2 separate regions of the Homo sapiens genome follow, and region 2 is linked to region 1. A link is an interaction called in ENCODE POLR2A ChIA-PET data of the cell type or tissue named here. Cell type or tissue: OCI-LY7. All regions are shown on one strand. Each heading gives the region's core, and the rest is flanking DNA. Links, peaks and the distances in the headings are about the cores only.

Evidence for each region. Peaks named below come from ENCODE experiments on the same cell type or tissue, not always from the same donor. Only the 100,000 strongest peaks of a DNase experiment are listed, where the experiment ranks them.
Region 2: POLR2A ChIA-PET joins it to region 1 with 19 read pairs; 1 of 35 experiments calls an interaction of 5 or more read pairs at or near these places.

What each region holds. Positions count from the first base shown.
Region 1 is chr1:201,411,597-201,421,252 of GRCh38, reverse strand. TNNI1 (troponin I1, slow skeletal type) reads left to right here. Exons shown (of 9, transcript NM_003281.4): 2 at 3,441-3,470; 3 at 4,134-4,137; 4 at 5,999-6,040; 5 at 6,604-6,735; 6 at 8,132-8,221. The coding sequence starts at 3,460. Among named protein-coding and RNA genes, the nearest start is that of TNNI1, 5.3 kb to the left of the region's middle. In OCI-LY7, for the core only: no CTCF peak of the experiment used is centred there; a DNase peak (open chromatin) is centred at 3,472.
Region 2 is chr1:203,316,285-203,333,297 of GRCh38, reverse strand. It overlaps the pseudogene RNU6-487P. Among named protein-coding and RNA genes, the nearest start is that of BTG2, 19 kb to the right of the region's middle. RefSeq lists enhancers at 3,976-4,612, 5,272-5,461, 5,662-5,761, 7,071-7,440, 7,998-8,922 and a silencer at 7,891-7,970. In OCI-LY7, for the core only: no CTCF peak of the experiment used is centred there; DNase peaks (open chromatin) are centred at 5,747, 6,307, 7,377, 8,107 and 1 weaker place; H3K4me3 peaks cover 4,687 bases; H3K27ac peaks cover 5,000 bases.

The DNA.
Region 1 (9,656 bases), core at 782-5,781:
GAGAAGGAGGGTGCCTGACGCGCAGGACTCCCAGGGAGCCTAGAAGGCAGGGCCAGAGCTCCCTGCTGGCCAAGGAAACCATCTTGCTTCTGTGTTCTTTGTCTCTGAGCGACGCTGTTAGCTCCCTTTGCCTATCCCTCTGTAGTGTAGCACAAGAGCAGAGGAGGGCAGACCGGCAACCCCTCTTGACTGCTCCTGCTCAGAGCTCCTGGCTCTGAGAAGCAGCAGTAGATACTGGGGGTCCTCTTGGAGGAAGGCAATGGTGGCGGCATTTTGGGTTGGGGCACAGGAGCCAGTGAACACATAAGCCAGGGCAGTATCTACAGGGTAACCCAAGGCTTGGGGCAGGGGGCCGTGTGGCGGTCCCTGACTCAGGTGGGGGCTGAAGGCAGCACCTGCCACCAGGTTTGGGAGTCACAGTCCCACAGCAGCTCTGAGATTAGGCTTTGCTGTTCAGAACTCAAGATGGGGGCAGCCCAGCGCCATGCACTTGGGAGTGTTAACCGTCAGTCAAGGAAGACAGGGATGCCCTTGAATGGGGGTCCAAGGTCAGGGGGCGGGGAGCAGGGGGAAGCACATGAGCCTAACTAGATACTTGTGGACGTGATCATTGGGTGTGCAAAGAGATCAGTTCTTTCCCCTACATATACACGCTCTCTCTCTCACACTCACACTCTCACACACAGTCACTTACACACACTTACACACACAGACTCAATCTCATAGTCTAGCGGATAGTCCCTTCCACGCTGCAAAGCCTCAAGGAAGGGAAAGCCCAGCTCTGAGGCAACCACCAGAGACTCTTTGCTCCCCCCCTCGGGGGGAGGATTTTCTCATTATCTCCTTGCTTGCTACTTGTAGAGGAGATGGAATCCTGGCTCTCCAAGCCTTCCAGTGGCTGCTATCTTCATCCTGACTTATCAGTCCTCGCTTGTCTTCCACAGAGCCTGGCAAGGGCCCCCGTCTGAGGGGTGTCAGAGCACAGGCTGAGGCCTCTTGCCTGACGTGGGACCCCTTGGTCTGGCATTTGTCAGTGAGGCAGGCTGGGGGCAGGCCCCGGAGCTTGGCAGGAGGTGTAAACCGGCCTTGGAAGGTAGGGCCCCACAATGGGGACAGTTGGATCTCTGAGGGAGACAGGGAGGCATGATCACTGCCAAATGCCCACCAAGGACAAGGCACATCCCAGGGAGACAGACGCAGACCTGGTGCCCTCTGGACACTGGCATTCCTGGAGGCTGATGATGGACAGATGGGCCTGGAGGTGGCTCTTCGCCAGCTGGTGTTTCCTTTGGACTTCCTCAGTGTCTTTGGAGAAGCAGAGCCCTAAGAATAAGCAGCTGCCCATAAAATCTAATACCAGCCAAGCATCTCAGGAATTCATGGATTGTCTCCATACCCCTCCCTCTGTGCCCCAGCATGACAGCTGAGACTCTGGGGTCACACTACACCTCCACCTCCTCCACCCCAGCCTTACCCTCCCCTGGTGGCGGAGGCAGAGGTGGAGGGAGGCCCAGAAGGCTTTCTGACCCGTTGGGAGATTCAGGGGAGGTGGCCAAAGCTGTGTTCATTGGGGTTGGGATAGTGCTTCATGGGCACAAAGGGAAAGGAGAGAATTAGGGCAGAGGAAGGGGTGGCTCTGGGATACAATTATTGGCAGGCACTTTACAAGTGTCTTTTAATTCCCCACTTCCCAGACCCCACAACAAGGTTCTTGAACCAAGTCCAAACTCCTGCCCCCGAGCTCCATGCCTGCCCACTCCACACACACTAGGCTCTCCCATCCTTCATTTCACAGCCTGGCTCAGGGCTCCTGTGCGCCCCTGCACACCTGCTCTCCACCTCAGCTGTCCCCTTCCTTTCCCTGAGCTTTTGCACAGTTCCTCCCTTCCCCTGCATTGGAATGCCCTGTGTCCAGGCCCAGGCAAGACGGTGAATTATGTCTGGTTTTGGAACATCTCCCTCTGCAGCCTCACGGACCCCCTCTTTGGCCTGGGCCCCAGGATCACCTGGTCAGGGGGCTTCAAATTGTATTCCACAGCCAAGTGTCCTCACAGAAGACCAGAGGGCTGCTATGGGAGCCCCCTTCAACCAGTGCCATTTGGCTCTTTTTGTTTGTTTGACTTTTTTTTAAGTTCGGGGTACATGTGCAGGATGTGTGGGTTCGTTACACAGGTAAACATGTGTCATGGAGGTTTGTTGTATCAATTATTTCATCACTCAGGTATGAGAGACGTACCCATTAGTTATTTTTCCTGATCCTCTCCCTCCTCCCACCCTCCACCTTCTGATAGGCAAAATGCCATTTTGCTTTTACTGATTGAATTTATTTTACTTCCAAGTAAGATTTGGTTAGGACAAAGGATTCAACCAAATAATATTAATTAAATATTATTTTAATTACTTATTATTAATAATAAACATCAAGAGGAAACTCACTGATTTAACCCCTAATTTTGCAGAGAGGAAAACCAACCCAGAGAGGGGAAAGACAGACTAGGGTGAACACGGGATTTGCCCTGCCTTGCGGCTTATTCTCTCCCACTCAAGGCCTCCCACTGCCCCACCCTGGAGGTGCCAGTTGCATTGCCATCTGTGGATGGAGTTGTGCCATGTGGCAGCTACCCGTTTTCCAGCATCCACTCTGCTCATTCACTTTCTAGGCCTTCCTCTCTCTGAGCCCTTCAATGACCACCCTTATTCCACAGGATAAAGTCTAAACTCAGCCTGTCCTTCAAGGCCCTCATGAGTGAGCTACACTCTCACTTATTTTTTTTTTTTTTTTTTTGAGAAGGAGACTCATTCTGTTACCCAGGCTGGAGTGCAGTGGTGCGATCTCGGCTCACTGTAACCTCCGCCTCCTGGGTTCAAGCAATTCTTCTGCCTCAGCCTCCTGAGTAGCTGGGACTATAGGCGTGCACCACCATGCTGGCTAATTTTTGTATCATTAGTAGAGACGGGGTTTGACCATATTGGCCAGGCTGGTCTTGAACTCCTTACCTCATGAACTGCCCGCCTTGGCCTCCCAAAGTGCTGGGATTACAGGCATGAGCCACTGCGCCCAGCTGCTCTCACTTTCCAAACATATTTCCTATGGACTCCATTCTGTTCTCCACTGGGATTGGCAAGCTTTATCTGGAAAGGGCCAGATAGCTTTGTAGCTCACATAAGGTTTCTGTTGCAAATTCTTAAAAAAAAAAAAAAAAAAAAAGCTTACAATTCTTTAAGCAAAAACAGGCTGGGAGCCAGGTCAGGCTTATGGGCTGTAGTTAGCTGACCCCTGCCCTGCAACCCTGTCCCATCTTGACCTGCTGGAATCCAATGTGTCTGATTTCTTCCTTTTGTGTTCTGACTCTGTCTCCTAGGCTGGGCTCCCAAGGCCCAGCTGGGCAGGGGCAGGGGTTTCCACTTTCCCTTATGAATGATTCCTCTGTGCCCCCTAGGTGCTGTCTCACTGCCACCATGCCGGAAGTGTAAGTAGTCTCACTGCCATCTGGGGCCCCAGGAAGGCAAGTCCCTTTGCCACAGACTTCAGCCCCGCAGTGGAGGCACCATGTTTTCAACCCCCAAAGCTTTTCCCTAAGAGACCAGGTCCTCAAACAGGGGCAGCACTTGATGGTTTCCCCTGTGCTGCCTGTGTCCTCCCAGCCATTGAGCAGAACTCACTCCCAGGTTGCCCTGGGAGTGCCTTTTTGGCTTGTGCCTCAGAGATTTCCTGTCTTGATCTATCACATGAATTGCATGTACCAGGCCACCACTTAACACTGGTGCAGTAGGTGAACAAAGCTTTGGGAATTTACCCACGCACCCGTGGATGGATGCTTTCACGTTGCTGGAACCCTACGCTAAGGCTTCCCTCCCCTTCCACCACTTGTCCCCAACTTACGATGCCCAGTACCTCCCAATAAGAATGCCCCGTAGTTCAAAGGGCTGTTGAATTTTTATTTTATTCTGCCGGAACCTCAAACCGCTCCCCTTGCCTGATGCCTGATGACTTTCTGGCTCACTGTTGTCACTGGCCCCCTCCTCCCCCAAGCTGGTCTGTGAGGTTCTGCGACTGCACATGTAATCCTCATTGTTCATACTCACTCTGTGTTCTGCTCTTTCCCCGTCCTTCCTGTGATGGATGCCTGAAGCGAGGTAAGTGATATTTGGGGTATCTCTGTCTTGGTTAACTCTAACGACTGGTAAAAGTGGGAAGGTGGGGTTGGCATCTGAGGAGAGGGAAGAGCCTGTGTTAAGGCCTGGTGGGAGTCCAGGGGGTGTAGGGTATTTAGTGGCTGAACAAATTCCCAGGAGATGGAAACGTCAGGTGAAGATTCTGGATGTGGGGCTTCCTAGTGTCCAGGGAGTTGCTGTGCCAGTGTACCATGTCACTGGAAGGACTGGTATTGCAGCAGGGTTGGGTGTGACTCTGCATCCTTGCTGAGCACAAGCTCTTCCTCACCCACTCTGAGAGCTGGTCCAGTCCTGGGGGGACCATCCTATTCCATGCAGAGCTGATCCTGTGCAAAGCTATATTGGAAGGGTAAGGGATAGTCATTGGGTTATTCCACCCTTGCCCAATGGCTGAACATTGATTGAGGAGCAAAGAGATGTCCTTAAATCCCTCAGGTGTTAGAAAACCCTGACACTGGCCATTCTATACACTCCAGACTTACCAGGCTACTGAGATCACAGCCTATGTACAGTCCAAGGATGGGGATGGCAGGGATAGGGATGTGGGCCCAGGGATGGAAACAGTGAGAATTAGCAGTATTGATGGAGGGGATATTTGGCACAGAGATTCTCAGTAAGAATTGAACATGTTACTTTTCAACATTCATATGAATTTTTAAGTTTTGCTGAGGCTCGTATTAAAGTGAGTCCTCACTGACTGATGGTCAAATGAGGTGGCCATCGGCTCACCAAGTGGTGGGGAAATAAGATCGCAGTCAAACATTTGCCATGTGTACATTACAGTGTGTAAACCATGGTAGTAATGCTTAGAGTCATAGGCTCTTTCTTTTGAAATTGCACTTATCTGAAATGTAACAAAAATCTTTAGGAGAGGAAAAGACAAACCAACCACTCTGAACAGTCAGAATAGAAGTTACACATTCCATTTGCTGAAACTCATCCATTGTCTCTCATGAGAACTTCCCTCTCAAAGCCTAATCACTTCTACTTGACACCCTGGAATAACATTTGAGAGCCATGCTCTGCCGGCTCACAGCACATTAAGTCTAGGTAGGATGCTTCCTGCTGGCAATGAGAAGTGACCGCCTATGGCCCAGAAGATACTCTAGTGCTCGAAAGGCATCACAGTCTCATTAGTTGGGGACCAAGCAGCCCTACTACTCACCTTTGCCAACCCTGAGGGACCACTGTCACAGGGCTAGGACTAGTAAGCAAGAACATGTTTAGGATTTTTGATAAGAAGATAAAACAGTGGTTTTATATCTTAGAAAGATTTGTATGGGTGGTGTTAACATTTTTAAAAGTTTTGAGGTCTACATAGATACGTTTCATTTATTTGGGAAATTCACAGCTTATTTATGCAGCATGACGGATCATCAAGGTATTGCTGTATTACTACCTGGAGTGTGAAAACACATAGCTTTTACGATTTTCAAAGGATTTGCACATCCATGATCTCATTTCATCTGCAATAACTCTGTGAACTAAGTAAGGGGGGGGGTCCTAATATCCTTATTTACAGATGAGGAAGGAGGTGCCTGTAGAAGCCATGTGGCCCTCATAGTATCTTACAAGATTTCAGCAGCAGCAGAATCAGAGTGGGAAGTTAAGGCTTCAGCCCCTAGGTCAAGGTAGCTGACTGCAGCCTTCTCTGAACTGCAGAGGTTAAATAACAAAGATGAGCTTTTAAGGCACCGTAGGGTGAGCAGAGGATTCCGGATAAAGATAGAGAACGCTGGCTGGCACTTGTCTTGTCCTAGACCAGAATTCCAGTTCTGCAGCCTCTGCCTCACCACCTGTCTCTCTCTCTTCTTGCCCACAGAGAAAACCCAAGATCACTGCCTCCCGCAAACTCTTGCTGAAGGTGAGGCTGGGGGCTGGCTGTGGGGGGATGCCCAGTGGGAGGCAGAGGGGCAGCAGAGCAGACTCTGAAGGGATGTGGAGGATTATGGCAAGGAGAAAGGAAGGAGGCCAGAGTGAGGATGATGAGGGGCAGGAGTCCAGCATTGCTGGAGCCAGTGCCAGGCTCAGGTGATCAGTAGGTGGGATCCTCGAGTATGGATTCTGGCATCCGCCTGTGGTCCCTAGAGTAGGTGGTGACCAGCTTCAGAGTGGGAAGCTACTCATGCAGGCAGAGGGACTTCCTTTATTTTCATATGTGTTTCTCTCTTTGGAGTTTTGTGGGTCAAAACAGACAGTAAGTGGATAAGAGGAAGACTGTCCGGGGAAAACAAGTTCCAGGGCTTGAGGAACATTGTGTGCAGCCACTGGGTGTACCCTCATGGTGGCCTGTCCATGGCTGCTGCATACACTTCTACACTGGACAGTGGTCTCAGAGTTGGCCCAGGCTGTGGCTGCCCTCCCCTCATTCCCTGATGCCGGGTGGGAGATGTGAGGCCCCCAGCTCAGCAGGTGTGTCCTGTCCAGAGCCTGATGCTGGCCAAGGCCAAGGAATGCTGGGAGCAGGAGCACGAGGAGCGCGAGGCTGAGAAGGTGCGCTACCTGGCAGAGCGCATCCCCACGCTGCAGACCCGTGGCCTGTCCCTCAGTGCCCTGCAGGTTAGCCTGGCAGGTGGGGCGGGGCAGGGTGGGGCTGGAGGTGCTGTGTGGGTGGCTCCAAGGACCAGGCGGCAGGAGCCTGAACTAACACCAGCTCAAGGCTCCATAATTTACAGGGCACTCCTCCCTTACATGGTCTCATTTAATCTTCACAACCACCTGTGAGGTGGGAACATTAGATTCCATTTTACGGGCACTGAACTGAGCATCAGAGGGGAGGCGTGACTTGCCTGGGCTGGGCGGCCCAGCTTCACAATCAGCCAGTGTGGTGGCATGGAGTGGGGAGGCGGCCGGGGTTGGGAGAAGCCCCACTTTTCCAAGGACTTGTCTACCCTTTCCTAGAATTTGGTCTTCAATGTTTTCAGAACACTGGTAAATTGGTTAAATGCCAGTGATTATAGAGAAAAGAGACTGGAAGGAAGTATATCAAAATGTTACTAAGTATCCCTGGGTGGTGGCATCACTAGGTATTTTAATTTTTATTATTTTTGTTTAATACATAGTTTTCAAAATGTCTAAAATTAACGCATTACTTTTATCATAAGAAAACTATTTTATTTTGCTGGGCACAGTGGCTCATGCCTGTAATCCCAGCATTTTGAAAGGCGGAGGCAGGAGGATTACTTGAACCCAGGAGTTCGAGACCAGCCTGGGCAACATAGTGTGAGACCTTTTCTTTATACAAAGTTTAAAAAAATGAGATGGGAGGGTCACTTGAGCCCAGGAGGTTGAGGCTGCAATGAGCCATGATGAAAGAATACTTTTTTTTTTTTGAGGCAGAGTCTCATTCTGTTGCCCAGGCTGGAGTGCAGTGGCGTGATCTTGGCTCACTGCAACCTCTGTGTCCCAGATTCAAGTGATTCTCCTGTCTCAATCTACTAAGTAGCTAGGACTACAGGTGCACACCACCATGCCTGGCTAATTTTTGTATTTTTAGTAGAGACAGGGTTTCACCACATTGGTCAGGCTGGTCTTGAACTCCTGACCTCAGGTGATCCCCCACCTTGGCCTCCCAAAGTGCTGGGATTACAGGGATGAGCCACCGTGCCCAGCCAAGGATACTAGTTTTTTGTTTGTTTGTTTGTTTTTTTGAGACGGAGTCTCGCTCTGTCACCAGGCTGGAGTGCAGTGGTGTGATCTCAGCTCACTGCAACCTCCGCCTCCTGGGTTCAAGCGAAGGAATACTATTTTTTAAGAAATCATGACATTCAGACAGGAGAACAGAGGGCATACCCTTTGAGCTATTGCCCGTCATGAGCCTCAGAGTGGAGGAGACTGTCAGCTCCTCTCTGGATCCCAGGTCTTGCAAAGGGGCTGGGGAGAGGGTCAAGGGCTGGAAACTGATGTCTCTGTTCCCCTCTTCTTCACACCTGCATGATCCATCTGCGGCCCCCAGGACCTGTGCCGGGAGCTGCACGCCAAGGTGGAGGTGGTGGATGAGGAGCGATACGACATTGAGGCCAAATGCCTCCACAACACCAGGGAGGTGAGTCTAAGGAAGGGAAGGGGCATGGCCATAATGGGTTGGGCAGGGGCATGGGCACGGATGCAGCAGCCATGGGAGGTCCCCTCCTTCCACAGGGCCTAGGAAGGGGCCACTTAAGCAGGAAACTTTGGTTTGTCTGCCCTAGCCCCATAGGGCTGGAGATGGGTAGAGTGGATAATCACACATGAAAAGTACAAACTTCCTCCCTACCTGCCATGTGGGCTCATCAGCCTAACAGAAGCTGCTCTCTTTATCCACCCACACAAATAATCATATGCCTGTTAATAACGTCTTACCTTTGTGAAGTGCTTTCATGTTCGTTATAGCCTTTGATCCTCCTTATAGGCCTGTGGATGAAGTAGGGGCTATTATCTGCACCTTGCAGAGGAGAACACTCAGGATCAGAGAGGCCAAAGACTTGTCCTAGGTTGCACAGTGGTGGTCCTGGGACCAGTGCTGGTCTCTGGCTTCCACTCCGGTGCTCTGTGCTCCCTTAGCATGGGGTGTGGGAGGATTAGCTCCACCCAGACCCTGCTCCAGTGGGGAGGGGCAGAGCAGAGAAGGACAGGGCTCCTTTGGGGCATTTGTCCAGGCAGTGAGGAGGGGGCAGGGAGGGAGCACAAGCCACTTCTCTCCTTCCCACTTCTGCCCACCAGGAATTATATGTGGGGTCACCAAGCTCCTAAGAACTCCCCCTAGAGATCACACCCTGGGAATTCCTCCAGGGGTCTAGGACCTGTAAGTTTATCACCCTGCTGGACCAAGGCTGTGAGCTGCTTTGAAGGCTCACTGGGGAGGAATAAGTTAGAAGCAGGGATGAGGCTGCAGGAACAAGAGGAAGCAGCCCTGCACTCCAAATAGGGCTTCCAAATCAGACAAGTCTCAGTCTGGTGGAGCCGCCCCTTTTATTCAAGGCTATAGTGTTAGCAACGGCTAATAGGCTTTATCTGTCCACTTAACCATCCGTTTATCAGCAAATGTGCAGTGGTTATTTGCAAAGGGATGGGTGGGTCTGACTGTCCTAGAGCAGGGATCTCCAACTCTTGGGCTGTGGACCAGTACCTGTCCGTGGCCTGTTAGGAACTGGGCCACACTGCAGCAGGTGAGCAGTGGGCAAATGAGCATTCCCGCCTGAGCTCTGCCTCCTGTCAGATCAGCGGCGGCATTAGATTCTCACAGGAGTGTGAACCCTATTGTGAACTGTGCATGTGAGGGATCTAGGTTGCACGCTCCTTATGAGAATCAAACTCATGCCTGATGGTCTGAGGTGGAACAGTTTCATCCTGAAACCACCCCACCACCTCTCCGTGGAAAAAGTGTCTTCCACAAAACCGGTCCCTGGTGACAAAAAGGTTGGTGACTGCTGATAGGTCTGGCTTCAAGGGTGGACAATTTAAGGTGTATCTCTGGCTGGAACCCTAGCAGTCTGAGGTCC
Region 2 (17,013 bases), core at 5,626-10,625, 1.9 Mb before region 1:
TTGTACTCCAGCCTGGGCAATAAGAGTGAAACTCTGTCTCAAAAACAAAAAAAAAAGACACCAGTCATCAGATTTCAGGCCCGCCCTAATTCATTAGGATCTCATCTTTTAAATTATTTTTATTTTTATTTATTACGGACACGTAATATTTGTACATATTTATCTTACGATCTCATCTTGACCCCTAATTAATTATAACTGCAAAGACCTTGTTTCCAAATAAGTCATATTGTAAGGTTCCGGGTGGACATGGATCCTGGGGGGACACTATTCAATGCACTGTGCCATCTAACAGGGACTTCCATAAGGCAGACAAAAGAGCTTCATCTAGGATGTCAGACAGATGTTTCCAGGGCCTTGGGAATGGAATACCAGCCAAGCACTAAGTCCCAGGCACCTGAAACCCAGGCCTTGGTGTATGATACCCTGACAACAGCAAAAACAGCCCAAGGAAGGCATCGTCTATTCACCAAACTAAACAGCAGAGAAAAAGAAAAGGGGACATCCTGGGTTGGTGTATACAGATGACAACTCACATTTATCCTTTTCTTTTCTTTTCTTTTCTTTTCCTTTTCTTTCTTTTCTTTTCTAATAGAGATGGGGTCTTGCCATGCTGACCAGGCTGGTCTCGAACTCCTGGCCTCAAGCCTTCCTCCCATCTTGACCTCCCAAGGTGCTGGGATTACAGGTGTGAGCCACCACGCCCAGCTCACTTTTATTCTTGAGTCTGTATCTTTCCTTACTTTGTTAATTATGAAACTTTTAAAAACCTACAATGGGCCGGGTGCAGTGGCTCATGCTATAATCCCAGCACTGTGGGAGGCCGAGGCAGGCGGACCATGAGGTCAGGAGTTCCAGACCAGCCTGTCCAGTATGACGAAACCCTGTCTCTGCTAAAAAATACATAAATTAGCCAGGTGTGGTGGAGCCTGCCTGTAGTCCCAGCTACTCAGGAGGCTAAGGCAGGAGAACCGCTTGAACCCCGGAGGCAGAGGTTGCAGTGAGCCAAGAACTCACCACTGCACTCCAGCCTGGGTGACAGAGTGAGACTGTCTCAAAAAAAAAAAAAAATTAATTAATTAAAAACCTACAGTGAAGCACAGAAAGCAATATAACAAAGACCAATGTATTTACCATCTAGTTGTTTACCAGAGTTAACAAATGTTAACATTCTGTCATATTTGCTTTAGGTAAATTTTTAAGAAAAAAAAAGAACATTGGAACTATATTTTAAGTCTCCTTTTACCTCTTCCCATTCATCTCCCTTCCCCTGCAGAGGTAAATGCTCTTCTGAGATTGGTGTATTTTTATACTTTTATTACATATTTATGTAGCCATAGAGAGTTGTTTGTTTCTTTAGATTTTACATGTGGCATCATACATTATGTATCACTCTGGTTTCTTCCCCGAACATTGGGTGTCTAAGATCTATCCATATTGATTCTCATAGTTCCAGTTCATTCATTCTAGCTCCTGTAAATTTACTTCTCTCTTCTCCTTTTGAAGGACGTTTAGATAGTTTTCCAATATTTTACTGTTAAAAACATAATGCAGTGAACATCCTTTCACTTCTCTTTTGGGCTTGCATTTGAGAGCATTTCTAGGATATATACCAGGGCTTCTCAACAGTGGTAGTTTTTGGCATGTGGTGCTGAATAATTCTTTGCTGGTGGAGTGGGGGCTGCTTGTGTATTGTAGGATGTTCAGCAGCATCCCTGGACTCTATCCACTGGATGCCAGTAGCACCCACCCTCTAACTACACCCCAGTGGGAACAATCAGAAATGTCTTCAGAGTTGCCAAATGTTCTCTGGAAGGCAAAATCACCACCAGTTAAGAACCACTGGCATATATGCCAAGAGGGAACTGCTGAGTCATGAAGTATGACCAATTTACCTTTACTCGATACTGTCAAACTGCTCTCCAAAGTGGTTGTACAAATGTTCACTCACACCATCAGTATACCAGGGTCCCCATGTCCCTACATCCTCCCAATGCCAAATATTGCTTCAGACTTCAGAAATTGTGTGACACTGATAAGTGGGACTTGGTATTGCTTTTAATTTTAACTGGCATGTTCCATCTTTTGTTTTCAAAGATGGTAGCAATTACACTGATCTATTCCTTCCCAGAAGTTATACTGAAACTTTGTTGGCAATCCTCGAAAAAAGGAAAGGAGCTGGCCGGGCGCGGTGGCTCACGCCTGTAATCCCAGCACTTTGGGAGGCCAAGGCAGGTGGATTACAAGGTCAGGAGATCAAGACCATCCTGGCCAACATGGTGAAACCCTGTCTCCACTAAAATACAAAAAATTAGCAGGGCATGGTGGCGAGCGCCTGTAGTCCCAGTTACTCAAGAGGCTGAGGCAGGGGAATCACTTGAACCCGGGAGGCGGAGGTTGCAGTGAGCCAAGATCACACTACTGCACTCCAGCCTGGCGACAGAACAAGACTCCGTCTCAAAAAAAAAAAAAAAAAAAAAGGAAAGGAGCAGAGTCTGCTGGCCCAGCACTGGGAAACCGGAACCGGGACCTGGGAGCTGCCTGCTGAGCATGCAGCAACAGAACCGGTCCTCTTGCCAACCCAGTCTAACACCCTCCACCAAGGAGGTGTGCTGTGGGAAAAGATGAGCTCCTTGCACTTTTTTTTTTTTTTGAGACAAGGTCTCACTCTGTTGCCCAGGCTGGAGTGCAGTGGCACAATCATGGCTCAGTGCAGCTCAGCTAGTTTTAAAATTTTTTGGTATAGAAAAGTTTTCCCTATATTGCCCAAGCTGGTCTCGAACTCCTAGGGCTCAAGCAATCTTCTCACTTTAGCCTCCCAAAGTTCTGGGATTACAGATGTGTGCCACTGCACCTGGCTACCTTGCATCTTTCCTTGGTTACCTGGCCTCAGGAGCAAATGCAGAGATTAGAGGGCTACACTAGCACTCTTCTTCCTCTTGTAGAAGGGGGAAGGGAGATGGCCCTTTTATCCCAGGGTGGAAGAGGCAGGGACAACAGCACCCCCAATGTCCTATCCAGGGTCTACCCCAGAGTAGCAGCTGCAGCTACAATGGCTGTATTGGCATTTGTGAACAGTGGCAGTGGCAGGTGCAGGCAGGAAAGCATCAGGAACAGGTACTGTGTGACTGCAGGTGAAGGGCAGCATCAAGGGTGAGAAGGAGAGAAGGCCGCAATGAATGCACTATCATCCCAAGCCCAGGACTCAAGGCATCAGGCCATGGCTCATGAACACTGAAGGCAGCAGCAAGGATGGTTTGTAACACTGCCAAGGACAGAAAGGGAGAGGTAAGGGGCCAGCACTTGTGCTGGTTGGGGTGAGGCACATCCGCTGATCGGCTCCACTGTCACATCACCAGATGATCCTTTTATTGCAGGACAGAACTGGATAGGTTGAGGAACCATTGTTATAAACCACAGTAGGGCCACACATCAATGTTTCATGTGTTAGCTGAGCAACATGGTTAGATTGTAAATTCTTTAAAGGTAGGGATCATATCATATGATTCCTGCTAATACTCCCCAAGAGTTAACACAGAGCTGCATTCCTAAGTTTTTAATGACACTTGTGGAATCATATTCTTTGGGGCCCAATAAAAAGAGTGGCATGAAATGGATTTAATAGCCCATTACACACCCACCCCTACCACACACACACCTTTTTTTTTTTTTTTTTTTTTTTTTTTGAGTTGGAGTCTCGCTCTGTCACCCAGGCTGGAGTGCAGTGGCGCGATCTTGGCTGACTGCAAGATCCGCCTCCTGGGTTCACGCCATTCTCCTGCCTCAGCCTCCCGAGTAGCTGGGACTACAGGCGCACGCTGCCACGCCCAGCCAATTTTTTGTATTTTTAGTAGAAACGGGGTTTCACCGTGTTAGCCAGGATGGTCTCGATCTCCTGACCTCGTGATCTGCCCGCCTCGGCCCCCAAAGTGCTGGGATTACGGGCGTGAGCCACCGTGCCCGGCGCCACACCTTTTTTTTAACCCAGAAAATATAAAGTGCTTTCACTTCTATGACATTTCTTTCCCTGACACATCTATGCGGTAAGGATACAGGTATGATACAGCCTACTTTACAAGACAGGGTAACTGGGACCTAGCACGTTTAATTGACTTGTCTCCCTAAAGGCACAGACTCAAGACTGAACCCCAGAACCCCAGTCTTACTGGCTCCCCATTGAACTGTATCCCATCTTTGTGTGTTCCTTACCCTCTTCCCTGACCTCGCCGTCAGGCGTCACTGAAATGCCCCAGACGCATCACTGCTTTTGTTCTTAACAATGTGAAACATCAACCAAGCCCAGCAGGTGATAGGACTGGACAGCCGCCAGGGGTCTGTGAGCACTGAACAACCAGTCTCCACGTCCACTGAAGATAATGTATGATGTATCAGCATGTGGTATGTTTGGGGCAGGCAAGAGAATGCAGAAGGGGTGAGTCTCCAGGTGACACGAAAAGACTTCAGGAAAGGGATTTGGGGAAAACAAACAAGCCCATCTAAGTGTCAATGTGCATATATGGAGAGAACATTTATGGAATGTTCTACCTAACAAAAGGAGAAAGTTAAATCCTATTAAAAAGGGAGTTGTAAGTCCTTGCTTGCTGCTGTTCTAAAAATTTTTGAGAGGTGGAAATGTGAAGAAAAGACCTTGAAGAAAAGAGAAATCTAGTCTTGCCAAGATAATTCTCCCTTAGTAAAAATCTAGGAGCCAAACGCAGGACCCATCCCAGGGCCTTGAAACCATACCAAGTTTTATTCTGAGTCTTAAATTACTTTACTCATAGGACTTTAAATGTCCTTAGGATCTAGTGCTATCCCCAGCACCTAAACCAAGAATTGTGAGCTGAGGTAAAATGTGAGAAAGAAATGCTCATTCCTTTGTTATTAATACCTAAAATAATATCACCATTTATTAGGCAATTATGTGCCAGGCATTTTGTCACAATAATGAGAGGAGATAGTGCCATTATTATCATTAGTATTTTTCATAGGAGAAAATTGAGGCTCAGAGAGGTTAAGTAACTGCTCAAAGTAACACAGCCAGAAAGTGGCAGAGGCTAGAGTCGAATCGTGGTCACCTGTCTCTTCAGTCTAAATCTCAATGCTACTGTGCCGAATTCTTTGAGTTTGTGGGTGTGTGTGTGCTTCTGTGTCCTGGGGCGGGGGAACAACGTCACTCGAGATACATTAAACGACGTTTACAATGTACGTGCTGGGGAACTGTATGCTGTCTTAGAGGCTGAGGCTGGCGCCCGTGGCCACAGTACAATGGAGGGGGTGGTTAATCTGGTTTTAGAGGATGGCGGATTGGCGATGGCAGACAGAGCTCAAGTAACTGCGCCCATAGGAGGGCGCAAGCACGCAGAGGCACGAGAAGAAAAGGAAGAGGGCCTGAGCCCGAACTTGGGGAAATCAATGCCCAAAGCCTGAGGGACTCTGGAGGGAGGACGGGAAAGGGCCAGAGGTTCACCCCCGAACCTCCAGTTGCTCAAGAAGCGCCGGGCGGGGCCCTGCAGTCGCTCAAGCTGCGAGGAGGACCTGAGAAGCGGGGACGCCTTCGAGGTTTTAGGGACCTGAGCTCCGGCGGCAGGTGGCGAAAAGGCCCAAGCCCAACGGCCGCCCCGCCTCGCCCCTTCCCCGCCTCCCCCTTCTCTGAAAGGCCCCATTCTCCACAGCCGCCGGGGGAGCAACTCCGTTGGGAAGCCACCTAGCGCCCGGCCCCACCTTTCTTTTTTTCTTTTTTTTTTTTTCTTAATAGTTCTCGGCCAAACGCCGCGGCGTCAGGGCGGGCTTGGATTGGCCCGCGCCGCCCCCGAGCCAGCCAATCAGCGGCTTGTTGCCAAGGTGGGGCTTCCCCAGAGCGGGCGGAGGCTGCGGCGCGGCTGCTGTTTCCCAGCAAAGAAAGCAGACTTGTGAGGGCGTCTGGTGGCACTTTCAGGTCCCAGTCAGCTGCTCGTGGGGATTGAGGGACGTGGGTGGGTGGCTGGGGGGTGAGCGGCCGAGGGCCCATATCCGGGACGGAGGGAGGGTCACCTGCCTGCCTTTGCACGCCCAGCCGGCGCTGTCTCCCTCCTCCCCGAAGCTTCCTTGCTGGACAGGTCTGACTCCAGGCAGCCCGTGTGGGATCGCCTTGGCCGCAACGGTCCCGGGTGGAAAGGCATCACCGTTGTCCCCTTACCCTCACCACCAAGCATATTGAGGAAGAGGGACTTGCAAACGTGAGAAGGTGCAAAAATCATCCACCTAACTTCTGAGGCAGAACAGACTATGAACTGAAGACAGTGCTGTATTGCAGTGTGTGCCCCAAAAGGGACCAGCTGACCTTGCAGGCCCGGAGGTGCTAATGAGAGAATGAAAAGGGCCCCGGGAAGCAGGAGACGTAAATCGCACACCTTCTCCCCATGTAACAATAATGCCCAAACCGCCACAAAGCAAGGGTCTGGACGATAGGGTCTCACTTTTCCAACCATAGCTCAGTTACACAAGGGAGAAAGGGCAGAGGCAGATCTACCCCTCACACATTTTCTACCCCTCACACATTTTCCTTTGGCCTCATACTCAATTCCCCAGTCCTGTTTATCTCAGTTTCCATTGTGTAACCTAGATGAATGCCTCCTGTTCTAGTAATGGCCATAATAATATTTAATCACATTTATTGTGTACTTTCTAAGAGCTGGGTACCCTTCTGAGCACCTCACAAAAATCAATCCTCCCAACAATACCGACTAGGAACTACTTTTATCTTATTTTAAGGATGAAAAAACAGGCAGTGAGAAGTTAGGTAACTTGCCTGTTGTCACAGAGCTAGCTGTACCTAGGTAGTCTGTTTCCACCTGGGAAACCCATCTGACTTTGCTCTAGAAGACGGGGACTTTCCTGCTATATTGCCAAAGGAAAAGGCTAGAATGGTTGCCTTTTGAAACACCACATGCCCCCCAAGAGCAGGACTTCAGTTAAGGTCCTTAGGACTCCCAAGACTTCTCCAGACTCCCAAGAGATTCCCCGTGTGGCTTCACCATATAAAATGAAAACAGATAAAATGCTGAATTTTATAGGTGAATTTCACCACTATGCAAAAAAAAAAAAATGGAGCCAAGAAAATCCTCCCATCAGTACAGTCCTGATCCCCTGGCCCAGCCTGGAGCATGCCTCAGAGCCGGAGAAAAGTGAAGTATTCATCCCCCAAACGTCACAGCTTTGTTGTATATTTTCAAAATGGATCTCGCTTAGGGCAGACACCAACTTTGAAGATGGGGAATGGTGGGAAGGGGTACAGGAAGAAGAGGCTGAGAACCTGCCCCCAGCTGGTGTTGGGAAAGGCTATTTTCAGGGCGCTGCTTGGGTCGGGAGGGCAGTCCGCGGTTTCACTTCCCATTCCGCCATGTTCTTACTCTCTGAGCCCTGCCTCTGGTGTAGTCTCCCCTACCTCCCCCACCCCCATCCTCCACCATCCCCGCTGCACCCTGCACCCGTTTCCCAGCTCCTGGGGCACACCATCTGCCTGTCCTCCCCCTTCCCAAGGGACTTAGCTCATCCAATTGAGACCTTTAAATAATTAAATGCCCCAAAGCCTCCCCACACTGATCCCCAGCCCCTGGCTGGGGTGTTTATTCAAAGACCAGAAGCTGGACTGGAGGGCTGCCAACCCCACCGCCTCTATTCAGTTCCTTTCTTTTCCTGCTCAGCTGCTGGGCGGTGGCTATTGGGTCTTTTCTCCGGCTTTGGCCCCTCGCCTGCCAGGCCCAGTGCACCGAAAAAACAAACAAAAAGAGCTGTAAGGAGGAAGCAGGACTTTGGATGTCAGCTCTTCCAGGCTAGGGGTGGGGAGGGAGGAGGACACCAGATCCACCTTACACTGGGAAAGGGACAGGGATGAGGGTGGAGAGAGAGAACCCAGAGGTTTGGCCTGCTCCTCATCCCAGTGCAGGAGCCAGAGCATCTCCCTCCGACTCTGGGGAGCTGTGTGACCAAAGGAGGCGGGGAGAGGTTGTGAAGTGGGAAGGGGGTGTCAATCACTTGAGTGGTTTGGGGTTTGGGCAGCATCCTCATGCAAATTAACCTGGTGAGTCACTGAAAGTTTGGTCCAGACACAAAGAAGCTGCTTCTCTCACCCACGGCCTCCCTCCACTACAGCAGCCCCCCTCCCCAGCCAACCAAACAAAAGGCCCAAGCCCAGCGGTGCATGAAGGAGTGAATGGGCGAGACCTTCCCTGGTGACATCCCACCAGACAGATGGCAACAGTTGCCCCACACCAGTTGCAAGCCTCCTTTTCATCCTTCTCCCAAGTCATAAAGGAGAAAGACCCCAGTCCCTCTACAGCCCATCGGCTCCTCAGGGCCAACCCGAAGGCAGAATGGGGGCTAGAGGGTGGGCTGCCAGGGAGCGGGAGGTGAGAGGGGAACTGACACTGCATGTTTGGCTGGAAAACAAAAGTTTGTTGAAAGCACGGGTACTGAGGCCAGCCTGCCCATCTGTCCTCCTTTGGGGAAGCTCTGCCCCCACGCTCCTCCTGGGCTTCTGACCAGCTCTGCGCAGAGCCAGGGCCCCTGGGAAGGAAGACTTCAGTTTGGGGCAGCAGCACTAAGCTGCAGTACTTTGGGACTTTGTACTTTGAGGCTTTCATCAGGCAAACATCCCTTGACCCGCATCGTTTTGCCTCTTCAGAAATGGGTTTAAATGGAAAATCCAAGGCCTCTGGGACAGGTGGGGAATAGTGGGATCTGGGTGCTCTGCAGTTAAATGATAAAGTTTGAGTTGTTCCAGAATGGGATTCTGTTAAAATCATTCCCACATTCCCGCAAACATTAAGAAGCTAGGAGTGGGCCAGGAGTCAGAAAACTCAGCTTCCAGTCTCAGCTCACTGTCTGCGTGTTGTGTAATTCTGGGCAAGTCATCTGGGTTGTTCAAGTTCTAGTTTCCTCTCTGTAAATTGGGGAGTTAAAAACCCCCACCGCCCTACCTCCTAGTGTGGTAGAGAGCAAGCTGATGCTCGGTCCAACACCAGGTAAACAGAAGAAGCTGCGCAAGGCTCTCCTCTCAAGTTTCCCACACCCACATCTCCCAGGAAGTGGAGTGGGCACAGCACTTTAAACGTAGTTCAAAGTACTTCACATCTATTATTTCGTGAGGCAACTGAGAGTAGAAAGGTCTAAGGCTGTGCAGAGATCTTTTTTTAGAGAGTAGGGGTGGAGGCTGAGCTAAGGCTAGTGCCCTCCCCGCAACCTCCTGAATCTCAGATTTTTGTCTCCCTTCTCCCTCTGCCTTCCATCAATCTAGCCTGACTTAGGAGGATTCAAGGGGAACTCTGGGTTAAGGTGCTAAGAGTTTATTTATTGAGGTCAATACATTCAGAATAAAAGGGAATCATCCCTATGTCTTAATCAAAGGTTTAGTAAAGTTACGATTCTGAGGCCACAGGCATGCGTTCTTCTAGGCTAAATGCCACTGCAGAGGGCTGAGCTGGTGATGCTGGTGTCAGGGGAGGATGGGAAGCACAGGGGAGGAAAGTGGCTACCCAGAGAACACAGGGAACAGTACTTGACGCTCTCCTAACTGGCCTCATGCCCTGCTCTTTTGCCCACCCACCTGACCTCCTGTTGTTTGTGTTGGCCAAAGTGCCAGTGCTCAGAAGTGGTTGAAATGTCTTCTCCTGGGCATAAATAAGGTAGTAAAGACATGTTAGCTGCAAAGGCATTTCTCAAAACATCTGTCTTTCCCAATCCTTGCCCAGGCTAACCTCACCCATCTCTGATCATTTCCATTTGTGTACCTAACATCCCAGCACTGATGTAGATCATGCTGTGTAATTCCATTAGTTTGCATTCAATCCCATGTGGTCAGTGTTTTAGGTACTTTGATATATAATTTTCCTGTCACCTCCTTTGGACTGGCAACACACTGTGGACCCATCCCTGTTTTTTCTCCTCTGCTGTCCTCTCTCCCTGTGCTTCTCGAAAGGACCTGTCTCTGCCCATAAGAGGGCACTTACTGCAGGACACTCATTACTTGCCTGCCAGACTGATGGCTGAAAACTCAAAACCATAAAAATGGGTTTCAAGCTGCCAGCTGCAGCTGGCCCCATGCTAGACCCAGATAACAACCTCTGGACTCCAAGGCCAGCATGGATCCACATCAATCCCTCACATTCAAATAGCACCATAATCTCAACAAGTGCTTTTACATCCTGGCCCACCCCCCTGGATATCTTTGAATTTCATCCTAGGAAACAGTCAGTGCTCCATTTTCTTTCCCCCAGGGAGTTGTCACAGGAGAAGCCTATTGGTCAAGCAGTAATTATGACAGAGATTATTTTCCTTTTGTGAAAACAAGAGAAGCCACTGAGACCTAAGCCTCCACCCTGAGCAGGCTCCAGTAAGGAAGTGGGTCACAATGAACACAAGGAGTTCCTGTGTTTTGTACCAGGGCTGGGAAGTCAGCAGCTGAAATTCCTGATTAGGGTGAAGCAACCCATCTGGCTGGCCAGTCTGTATTGAACTGGGATTTCTCCAATTGGAGTGAGACAAAGGGTAAAAGAGAGGCTTCCCTAAAGCATCTAGACTATCTAGTCTCCTCAGTCCCTCTTGCTTCAGCTTCATGTCCAGGTACTGTGTTAGATGCAGATGCTGTGTGAATGTTGGGCAACATCAGAGGTGATCTCTAGGACCTTATATTTAAATTGAAATATGACATATACACAAAAAAGAAACCCATGGAAGACACACAGTGGGAGGGAGCAGTGGCTTCTTGCTGTAAGAACTCAGCAGGTTTTTAAAACATCACCTAACATTAGGATGAATGGCAATGATTTCACAGAGGAGAGGTGATCTGAGCTTGGGCATAAGAGATGTGTAAGACTGGGATGTCAGACTGCTTATCTTATGTAGGCTATCTGCAAAGTGAACTGTGGCTTTGTGTAAAAGTTCCTAGAATCCAGAAGACAAGAGCACTAAGCGTGACAAGAAGAAACATAAGAAACCCTGGGTTGTTTGCTATAATTTTTCTTGTTTATTCAGTCAGTCTTGGATTCAAGCCTGACTGCCAGTTACTAGCACTGTGCCCATAGGTAATTTTGCTTAACCTTCTGAGCCTGTTTCTTCCTCTACAGTCTAAGGGTAATAATGTCAATGCTATAGAACTGCTCTGAGGAGGCCAGGCATGGTGGTTCAAGCCTGTAATCCCAGCACTTTGGGAGGCCGAGGCAGGTGGATAGCGTGAACTCAGGAGTTTAAGACCAGCCTGGGCAACATGGTAAAATCCTGTCTCTATAAAGAATATGAAGATTAGCTGGGTGTGGTGGTGCACGCCTGTAGTCCCAGCTACTCCGGGGGCTGAGGCAAGAGGATTGCTTGAACCCGGGAATTTGAGGGTGCAGTGAGCCAAGATGGTGCCACTGTACTCCAGCTTGGGTGACAGAGTGAGACCTTGTCAAGGAAAGAGAAAAGAGAGGAGAGGAGAGGAGAGGGGAGGAGGGAAGGGAGGGGAGAGGAGGGGAGAAGTGGGAGAAGAGGGGAGAAGAAGAGGGGAAGGGAGGAGAGAGGAGGGGAGGGAAGGGGATGAGGGAGGGAAGGAAAGAAGGGAAGGATCACACATACATAGACAAGTGTATCATTTCAACTGGATTGGAAAAACTGCAACAAACCAAAAATACTGTCCTGCCTTCTTGGGAAGAGTGGCCAGGGGGAAACCCGTGACAGTGTCTCTGCACCAAGCTGGCTGGATTTGGGGACCTTGGTGAAGGTGGGGAATGTGTAGCTGTTTCAGGTCTCAGGTAAGGAAATGGAGGCTTTGCCAAGGTCTCGCTCTCCACTCCTGGCCTTTGCCTGGGGAGGCAGTGCCATCCATTTCATGGCAGGTAGACAGTGGAGGTAGACCCAGTACTACCTGGGCTTCTCATGTAGAGATTAGAGTCCAGGGAGGCCTGAGGTCATTGGGGTGACCTGACCCCACCCTTTCCCCCCTGGAAAGAATGGAGGTTGGGAGCTTATGAAATGACCTCTTCCAGCCTGACCGAACAGAAGTGTCTGCCCTGCTCAGGAGGCCTTCTTCCTCCCTCGTCCCCTAACTGTTTACATGCTCTCAGAAAGGCAGGTGTCAGGAGGCAGCTGCTGCTTGTGGTTAGCTCCCCCTAGATACAGGAGCGCCAGCCTTCCCCACACCCACTGCCATTGGCTAACAGGAAACCAAAACAGACTCCCTCTCTCCACCCTCAGCCACCCCAGCCAGTAAATAGAGAGTACAGGAAACACCTGGAGGAGCAGGCAGCTGGCAAGGGAACATTCTGCCCACGAAGAAAGGGTTTGCAAGGGAGTAGCTAGGCTGGGGAGGAGCTGGGGGAGGGGGGTCAGGGGCTTAATTGCACTTCTCATGGCACCCACCAGCTGCTGGGAACTAACAGCTGAGTTGCTGAAATGCACCATCCTCCTCTCAGTCCCCCACTAACACATACACAGTAAAGGGATCATCCCTGTCTAGCACCAGCTTGCCTTGAGTGAGAACAAGAGCAATCATACAGGAAAGACTCCTCAGAAGGCTTTGCCTCCTTAGCCTCAGCCAGAGCTTCTGAACCTCTGTGGACCATGTAAAAGTAAACCCGTGGTTCAGGCATGAAGACTGAATCATCAGTCTTCATCAGCCCACGTGATGTAAAAGCCCGCCCATGTAATGTGAAAGCTCATTCCAAAGATAAGTCTTCAGTTATTTCCAAACTTACCTAGATCTCCATCTGTGTCTGCCTATTTACTGCTTATGATTTCAAGTTGTTGAGGTTCAGGGTAGAACTGACTTCACCAACATCAAATGAAGCCCTGCCATCAGCATCCAGCATCCACCCAAGAACGTGTTCACTGGTGTGTAGACTTTGTGCCGGGAACCATGTATGCAGGCTGGCTTAGCTTACAGAGCTCCTTCACTCCCTCTTAGGAGACTCCCAAATAGAGCACTTTTCCTTTTAGGTTTAGAGTGGGAGGATGGAGGGGTGGTGAGGAGGGGACACTTGCCCCACAGCTACCTGAGGACCACACTGTAGTTTGTTCAACCCGTATCTGTCATCCAATGGTCAGTGTACTTAGGCCTGCTCCGTGCAGAATGGTAGACAAGCACATGGAGGTGAAAAAGGAAATAGAAATGATTCCTGCCATGGAGGTGTGAGTGACGACAGTTGGAGAGGGGAGAAGGGCTTGCAGAGCCACCAGACGTCAACTCAAAGCAATGTGCTGCCGGGCCCGGTGGCTCACGCCTGTAATCCCAGCACTTTGGGAGGCCGAGGCCAGCAGATCACTTGAGGTCAGGAGTTTGAGACCAACCTGGCCATTGTGTTGAAGCTCTGTCTCTACTAAAAATACAAAAGTTAGCCCGGTGTGATGGCACGTGCCTGTAATCCCAGCTACTTGGGAGGCTGAGGCAGGAGAATGGCTTGAACTGGGGAGGCAGAGGTTGCAGTGAACCAAGATCACACCACTGCACTCCAGCCTGGGTGAAGGAGCGAGACTCCATCACACACAGACACCCACACACACACACACACAGAGCAATGTGCTGACTGTGTTTGCTATAAAAGTGTGAACAGTAATAAACTATGTGTATACATCCTTAAGGAGTTCTGAAGTAAGAAATATGTCATAAAGATGTGAGCAGTTTTAAACCATATGCATGAATGCTGGAAACCCCTGAGGTAAGAATGTATATAGAGGACAAGTGGAATTATTCAGGGAAGGCATCCTGAAGAGGCAGTGGTAAGGGAAAACAGCATTGATGCTGGAGACAGGCGCACATAGGTTTTAAACCCATTTCCACCACTGCCCTCTTCTAGTTACTGGTGCCTTGCTTTCTTCATCCGTGAATCTGAGGTCATAAGATCTCAGAGACTGCATTCAAAAAAACAGTAGAGATACTGTGTGTAAAATACCAGGCGGAGTCCCTGGCAATAGTGAGTGTTCAGCACACAGTAGGTGCTCACATCCTAGAAGAAAGTGATTTGTGCCACATCAATTGGCAGAGTACAGAAACTTGCAGATGTCAGCAGAGCTGCAAGGAAAGGTGAGCAGGAGAGAATTCGGTGAGGGGCTCTGGCCTGGTTGGGCTACTGCACAAGGAGTTTGGGGTTGGAAAGACTGAGAGAGCCTGGGATTCCCATCTTAGGAATACAGAATGGCAAAGAAAGTCTGCAGGAAGGGAATGGCATGATGAAAATAGAGTTTGCATGCTCGCTTCGGCAGCACATATACTAAAATTGGAACGATACGGAGATTAGCATGGCTCCTGCGCAAGGATGACACACAAATTTGTGAAGCATTCCGTATTTTTATAAATAAAAAAATTGGGAAAAAAAAAAGAAAATAGAGTTTGCGTTGTGCTAGGATGATGGTCAGTCCGGTGGTAGGGCAGGGAGGGCAGGAGGCTGTTGTATGAATGTTACGAGGACAAGACCTGGGTTATGTGCCGGCAGGAAATAGAGCAGAAGAAATAGGTTGTTTTTTTTTTCCTGTTCCATATGGAAACAAAAATAGAATGGTAAGAGATAATTTAGCACAGGTGACTCATTTTACAGATAGGAAAACTGAGGCTCATGAAGGAGAAAAGGTGGTGCAAGGCTGCAGCCATTGTGGATTTTTCACAAGATGATTTATAAACTAAACACTTTCCAAAAAGAAAGAAAGAAAGAAAGAAGAAGAAGAAGAAGAAGAAGAAGAAGAAGAAGAAGAAGAAGAAGAAGAAGAAGAAGAAGAAGAAGAAGAAGAAGAAGGAGGAGAGGAAGGAAGGAAGGAAGGAAGGAAGGAAGGAAGGAAGGAAGGAAGGAAGGGAAAGAAAGAAAGAAAGGAAGGAAGGAAGGAAGGAAGGAAGGAAGGAAGGAAGGAAGGAAGGAAAGAAAAAGAAAGAAAGAGAAGGAAAGGAAGAAAGAAAGGAAGAAGGAAGACAAAAACTGAGGCTCAGAGTGGAGAAGGGACTTGTTCAAGATATCGAAGACTTCTATTACAAGTTACTGTCAGCCCTGAAGCTAGGCCCCCTATTTCCTAACAACTCCTACCCCAGTGCCATTTCTGTGAGCCCCCAGCCAGCCTCCAAAGTAGACACTAGGAAGGATTTCTCTGGATAGAAATCAGCGTTTAGTAGCTGTGGAATCTATTCTCCCTCTCCTGCCACTGGGGCCAGAGTCCTTTCCTGGCATCAGCCCAGATTTCTTCTCTCCAGGTTGTTACCTTTTGGGTAAATCCATTTAGGGAGTTAATTGATAACGAAGGCTCTCTCACATTATGATTTAAGGTGTGAACACCCCTATTTAAGTGACATTTACATTTCAATAAGAGGTGTTTAAAGACCTAAAAGCCTGCAAGATTCAAAGGACCAAGTTTTCTTAAGGTGCAATCACAGGTTCCTAGGGAGTCCCAGCTCAAAATTGCTGAATGGGCTTAATTTTTTTTCTTCCACCCCTGATCTAAATTCCTTTCATCCACTAGCCTCCACTCTTGGCAACTTTGACATTCATTTGTTCAACCAGTATTCACTAATACCTACTAAGTACCAGACACTGTTCAGGCAAGGTCTCTAGTCTACATTCTAGCTATAAATTCAGGGTTATAAAACCGAACATCATGGGAACTCAGGGGAAGGCCATGTAGCCCAGTCTGTGAAGGAGAGATGTCACTGAAAAACTGTGAACTTGAAAGTGTGAACACTGAACAGTGAACATTGGAAAAGTGTGAACTTAAAAACGTGAGTGAACCTGGCTAAAGTAGGTGGAAAGGAAGGGGACAGGGCATTCCTTGAGCAAAAGCCTGGAGGCTGCCGTCCCAAGCACAAGTTTAACGGGTACCACCAGTTGAAGGTGGGGAGCGCTGCTTTTTATCTAATTTTAGGGGTGAAGAGGCCCCTTGTGTGCCCTCATTTCTATCAGGAACATGCCAGAATGCTCCTTCTTAGAGATTGTGGCCATAGGGACAGCCTTCCACTGAGGTCCTCAATGCAGAGACTCACTCCTAGCTTGGGGGATAGGGTTGAAAACCCCTACATCCCATTCCCAGGTGGCCCCAGGTACATCATAGGCCACAAGTTGAGAGCACATGCAGATATGTACTTTTAAAAAAACAGCCTTTAGCACTTTCAAAAAATTAGTTGCCATGATTAGAGTTTAGGGAAATGTCAAATAAACATCTACATTTCAGGCTGCTCTTGAAAATTACCATATCTGAAATCACTGGCCTCATGATTGCAGTGGACTGAAGCTAAGGAACAGAGGCTCTGTTCAGACAAGGTTTGAGCTCACTCCTCAAGTTTACCATGGCTTTTGTCCAGCCAGCCTCACTTATCTACTGCCTGGTCCCACCCTCACTCCCCTGCCCATCGAATTTTAAATGGCCCTTCCCTGATAGTGATGTTAAGTAAAGCAGTTCTTGCTCCAAACTCACCCAGCTATTACCTCTTCTTATCTGATATGCTCTAGGCAGCCTGTGCAGTTTACTGGACAAGAGTTGAATCAAGGTTCATTCTTGTTTATAGGAATGAGGGTGGAGAATGGCAGAGCCAATGGGAACAAAATGGCTTGAAGCTGCTGGGGCCCAGAGAACCAGGCTCACATCAGGGGAAAGGATTGGCTGCGTATCCAGGGCATACTCGTTTGTATAAGATCCTTATCCAGGGCCCTGGTAGCCTCTTAGACTGAGCTCAAACGTTTTTCTTGCCAGCTCTGCAAAGAAGTGGTGTGGAGAAAAAGCCAGAGAGCTTGGCCCTGCCCTTCTTAGCTTCTCCATTTATTTCTCTTCTGGGAAGGGAGAACCTGTGGGTGTACTCCACAGATGGGCTGAGTGGAGGTAAGTAAAGCTGCTATTAGAAAACTTTCCCCATCCACTTTGTGTGTAAATGAGCACATAGCCCAGTTTGGTATTAATCCACAAGCAGACCAGTGGAGCCAATGGGTCAAAGTTGCCCCGTGGCCCACCGAGGTCAGATGCCTAGCAAGGATACCGTACATTTCTGCAAGAATGACAGAGGTCAGACATGAGTTCATTCAGTTATCAATC